2 separate regions of the Mus musculus genome follow, and region 1 is linked to region 2. A link is a loop called in an ENCODE intact Hi-C map of the cell type or tissue named here. Cell type or tissue: heart. All regions are shown on one strand. Links, peaks and the distances in the headings refer to the core of each region. The heading gives the core; the rest is flanking DNA.

Region 1 (2,805 bases), core at 255-2,754, 75 kb before region 2:
CCTAACACACGACGCTACCTGGACCATGAATCTTCCCCTCTTGGCTGCAGATCCCACCGCTCTTCTTTCTTCCCAGGCCGAGCCTCGTCTCCAGCTTGCCCTTCATCTTCAAGGTCCTGGGTCTAGCCTGGACCTCCCTCCCCTCTAGCAGCCTACTTCATGTGTTTTCCATAAAGTCACGTAGGACAGCAGTAGACCCACTGCAGACCTCCGAAAGGCACCTTACTGGACTCCTGCGTGGCATCTCCCCGTAGCTGTACTGATGGTTCCCTGACTATCATACCAGCTTCTCCCAGTCACATTTTTTTTTCCAGACAGGGTTTCTCTGTGTAGCCTTGGCCGTCCTAGAACTCACTCTGTAAACCAGGCTGGCCTGGAACTCAGAAATCCACCTGCCTCTGCCTCCTGAGTGCTGGGATTAAAGGCGTGCGCCACCATGCCCGACTAAGACCGGCTTTCCAGGCTGGAATGATAGTTGTAGAGCACCAGACTCTGGCTTTTACTCGAGTGATGGGTATTGAACACAGGTTCTTGTGCTTGCAAGGCAAGTGCTTTACCAACTGAGCCAGCTTCCCTTCCTACATTTGTTTGTTTGTTTTTTGTCTTCGAGACAGGGTTTCTCTGTGTAGCCCTGGCTGTCCTGGAACTCACTCTGTAGACCAGGCTGGTCTCAAACTCAGAAATCCACCTGCCTCTGCCTCCCAAGTGCTGGGATTAAAGGCGTGCGCCATCACAACTGGCCCTAGTAACATTTAAAACCAAACCTGCCTGCTGTCCTTTCCCATCCTCTTTGAGCGCAGACCGACCTCCTCTCCCCTGTCTACCTTTGTCCCCACTCTACCAACTCAGTAGCACATGGAGGGACCCTGTGACGGCACATCGAGCCACTGTCACGTTTCCTCTTAGGGTCCCACAGAGACGCTCCCCTTCTCATCATAAAGGTCTGAGTCCTTTCCGGGATCTGCCCCATTGGGCCTCATCTGCCCGACCTCCACACACCCCTCATCTACACGGATCTTAATTTTCCTTCCTCTTCCCCCACCAGATTCTATGCACATTATCCTCCCCATACCCTTTAGTCTCCATCCAAATGAGACCCTACAGTGAGCTCCACTCCAGGTACCTCTCTGACAGGGCCAGTCCTGACCTGACCCCTGGTCTAGCACTCAGCTCTGTCCCTCTATAGCATCCATGTGCTCCGCTGACCTGCCCCAGAGTCCCTCATCTGTGTACCACTGTGGCAGGTGTTACACAGGGCAGGGTCTGCTCTGTGCTAGTCACAGATGTTTCCCCGATCACCAAGCCTGTTAGGCATACAGGACACTCCCCAGGGTAGATGAGCCAGGGCTGAACTGCTCATTCCACTGGGGATGGAGGCAGGGACAGGTTGGAGAAAAATAAGCATCTGCTTCTCAGGCCACCAGGGGGAGCTAGCACCCAACAGATTGGTATCCAGAGCTGGGGGCGAGTATAACTGGGCTGCAGGCCGTCTTGAATTGACATTTCCTGTGAGGTGTTTGTCTTCTCAGAGCAGCGCCTGTGGGACTGTGACTTCCCAACAGGGAGAGGCCTCATCGAGAAACCCCAGAGTCAAGTCAAGACTTGAGCTTGCCTGAGCTTTGGATCAGGAACTGCCCCATACATAGGATACAACACACAGGACACTCATCCTAGAGCTGTGCCTGGAGAAGCCACCATCAGGGTAAGTGGTGGCAGGTTTGGCTCAAGGTCCTACCTTCAAGACTTCAGGAAGTTCCCCTCTTCCCTCAGCTGAGCAGAAGGCTCAAATGAGGTAGGGGAGCAGCAGGACTTGGGTTCCAATCTTTCCTGCTACTTCACATTCTGATTCTGTAACCATGGTCCAGATAAGCCTTGGCGTCTTCCTGTCAGAGTCAGCACTGACTGCTGCTTCCCAGAACTACTAGACCCCAGCCTGTCCCCTAGGCCAATCCCCTTGTCCCACTCCACTCTCCACACAAAATAGGCCCTTACAAAGTGTGATGTGTCACCCACTGTGGCAGACAACCAAAGTTCAGGATCTGAGAGTCCATGGAAGTGACAAGCAGCAGGCAGATAGCAGATGCTAAGTACGGTACCCAGCGATCTCTGTCTCCAATTATCCCCACACTTTGTGGCTTTGACTCCACCCCACCCTAGGTTCATTCTTTCAAGAGTCCTGGACCTGACTGTGCCCCACCAAAGCTGAGGACTCTGTCTTCTGCCATTTCAGTACTGGCTCATGCAGGAGCTGATATTTCCACTGTCTCCAAAGCACTCAGAGCCCCATAGCCAGCGGCTCTGTGATTTGGAACTGTCCTATGGGCTAATAGCACCTGCTAGAACCGGGGAAACAGGCTCCTGGGAAATGGAGAGGGCCCATCTAAGCACAGGCCTAGGGGCTCCTGGCTCAGAGCTCATCTTGAGAATCTCTCCATCCAGACTCAGGATGTCCAGTGTCCCAGGATTGCAGGGAAAGTGACAAGCATGTGCACTTGGCAGAGATGGGAGGAGCACACAGTGACCTGGTCCTCTCTGCTCAGCTGGGGAGAATGAGAACACGGTCCACGTGGAGGCACTGTGCAGCAGGCATGGATGCGGTCGCCTCTGGGAGGAGGCACGGAGAACAGAGGCACTGCCCACTAGGTCACTTTTCTGGAACAGGAGCCCGGGGAACTGTCCTGCTTCTGCCTGTCATGGACTGAGGACGGAGACACCAGAGAAGGGCAGGGTCCTTCCAAAGCCCTTCTCTGGCCCACTTTAAAGCACAGAGCCCCACCTCTTTTCCATGAGAGCAGGGCTGAGGGT
Region 2 (2,805 bases), core at 17-2,516:
CTGTCTGAGTATATGGCACTGTGCTGGCACCCAAGGAATCCAGAAGAGGGTGTGTGACCCCCTTGAAGCTGGACTTGCAGGCAGTACTGAGCTGTCTGAGGTTAAGCTACATCTTCCCGGGCAGTGGTGGCGCACGCCTTTAATCCCAGCACTTCGGAAGCAGAGGCAGGCAGATTTCTGAGTTCGAGACCAGCCTGGTCTACAGAGTGAGTTTCAAGACAGCCAGGGCTATACAGAGAAACCCTGTCTCAGGAAAAAAAAAGCCACATCTTTTATGATTCCACAAATCCCTAGGTACAGGACACATATCTGAGTCGCCCAGGGCTTGGGGAGAGTGATGAGGAGCATTGGTTAGTGGGCAGACGGAGAAGAAGAAAACGTTTGTCCATCTGTTACTGATGCTTTGAAAACCTTAGAGTTCTGCTGAGCTGCATCTAGTTACACACGCTAGAGGTGTGGACTTCATCTACGAAGCAGCTGGGGGCTATGCAGGCTTTGAAAAGGTAGTTTTTGAGACAGGTTCTCATTGAGGCAAGGCTGGTCTTGAACTCCAAACCTTCCTGCCTCTGACTCCCCCTCGAGGAGTGGGACTGCAGGCATACACCACTCTTCCCAGCTCTACAGACTTCAGCCCGCAGAACACTGTAGCATGTGGGTTTGTTCTGGGCTCCGATCCTCGTTAGAACAACCTGAGAAGTCTTTTGAAAGTTTCAGTTCTGGGATGGGCTCAGACACAGCGAACCCATTATGTCTGAAGTCCAGCTGAGGCTAGGAATGAGCACCCACAGGGTCCTCTCTGAAACACAGTGGCCAAACAATGAAAAAGCAGAGCATCTGGCTTGACCAAGGAGGCCCCTGCAGCCCAGAGACAGGAGGAGTTTTGCTTTGTGAGTCCCTGTTAGGCAGGCATATTGATCCATACACAAGTTCTTGGACGCTGGAGCTCAGTGGTCCTAGGTTCAAATCTCCACTCTGCACTCTATAGGAGTTTCAAACACCTATGCTTCTGGAACATTGGCGGCTCATTAAGCTCAGAGTCTCTGCTGTCTGGGGAATGGGATGAGAGGCCATTCACAAAGGGCTCCAGTGGCTGGCACACCACAAGCACGGGCTCCTGTAACCACGAATCTGGTGTTTCTATCATGCCTGCCGAGGAGGAAGGGAATATGACTTCAGACTCAGTTTATCAGTCAAGATAGGTCTTTGAATAACCACATGAATATTCAGGTTCCCGCTCATTCCATAGGTGACCTGGAGCGTGTCACTCCTACAGGCCTGTAAGTGTATCATTCCAAGCCCCTTTTCTATATGGATATTTGCAAGGATAAGAAGCAGAAATAAGATGGCCTTGTCTCTACTGCATCTGAAAATGGATTCTTAAGACTGATAACCATTTTTCTGTCAGTGTGCAAAGTATCACCGATGTTTCCAGGACACGTTTGTAGGGCTTTGAAGGGAAGACCCAGGGTGGAAAGTTTCAATGAGACATGCAGTCCCTGATATGGCCACTAGGGGTCTCCACGCTCCACCAAATGGCTCTTTCCAGGGCCCTATCAGGGGTTTGACTTCCAGCGTCCTTGGAGAACAGGGCTAAATGGTGACTTGTGGACCAGGGACTGCAGACCTTGGCCTCTCAGAATGACATTAGTCCTCCCTCCTATTCACAAGGGTCGGATTACATCTGAAGATGTCAAAGTTCAAGGTAATGCTCAGATGCATGGGGGGGGGGGTGAGGTGGAAGAGACCTCACTGGTTGCACACCTACTATGCACTAGTGGGGTTTCTTTCATTTTAAGAACCGTATCCTGAAATTTAGATTCTGTGCTCTCCCTTCTATACCAGGGAGCAGCTTGGGGAAGGGTCGTGACAGGTTTGGTGCAGCTGGTACTCCAACGCTGTTCCACCCCATCCAAAGCCTGTTCCCTTTCTGCCACTTAGCATGACAGAGGACAATTTGGGACAATTCAGCTTCTGGAAAGGCCAACTGTTTATTCCCCCCTCCCCCGCCCCAACCTCCTACACTCAGTCACTCACAGACATCATCACACTTAGGACACATGGACACACAGACACAGACACACACACGGACACACACACACACACAGACACACACACACAGACACACACACACACACACTCACACACACACAGCAGCCCAGCAGCCCCATAGAACACAATTCTAGCCTTTTCACACCAGACTTTCATGGAGGGGGTGAGCTATGTAGGGGCAGTACAGATGCGTTATTCTAATCTAACCATCTCTGTGGCTTTTATTTTCTTCTCCTTGAATGTACTTTGCATGGGAGGGGGGGGGGTGCTGTCTTCCTGGTTCCTATGAGAACAGTGCTTTTGTTGAATAGAGGCTCGTGTATGGTTTTTGCCTGCTATTACAAAAGCAATCCCTGCCATCGGGGAAAACACAGAGACACCAAGAGAACAGAACCACCCCCGTGCCCACCCCCAGGGACAGCCCAGGCTGACACATGGGCACTGTCCTCCCCACCCTCTCCTCTTCTGCACACCCTCTGCTACCACAGGGCTCTGGAGTTCCTGCCCTGCCCTAAGGCTGTTCGAGGTCACCATAGTGCATCAGGACAGGGTCCTATGTACCCTGGAGCTTGCCTTCTTTGGGGTGGGCATAGGATGATTTCTCAGGCTCTGTTGTGGAAAGCTGTCCCCTGAGCATAACAGCTATAACCATATTCATCAAAGCAGCTGTGACTACTCACAAGAGAGCTTCAGAGCTGGCTCTGCTGAGAAGGAAGAGATGGTTCAGTGGGTAAGGTTCTTGTTGCACAAACATGG

The links. A loop is a pair of places that touch in the nucleus more often than their neighbours do. Peaks named below come from ENCODE experiments on the same cell type or tissue, not always from the same donor. Only the 100,000 strongest peaks of a DNase experiment are listed, where the experiment ranks them.
Region 1: a loop joins it to region 2, with 3 times the contacts of the local background. A loop is called at or near these places in 3 of 42 quality-filtered maps.

The regions. Positions count from the first base shown.
Region 1 is chr19:10,257,160-10,259,964 of GRCm38, forward strand. The region is part of intron 9 of Dagla (diacylglycerol lipase, alpha); the gene reads right to left. Among named protein-coding and RNA genes, the nearest start is that of Myrf, 18 kb to the left of the region's middle. In heart, for the core only: a CTCF peak has its summit at 1,422 (motif pointing right); a DNase peak (open chromatin) is centred at 1,382; H3K27ac peaks cover 251 bases; H3K27me3 peaks cover 869 bases.
Region 2 is chr19:10,332,207-10,335,011 of GRCm38, forward strand. No RefSeq gene overlaps it. Among named protein-coding and RNA genes, the nearest start is that of Dagla, 29 kb to the left of the region's middle. In heart, for the core only: a CTCF peak has its summit at 1,495 (motif pointing right); a DNase peak (open chromatin) is centred at 1,545; H3K27me3 peaks cover 1,803 bases.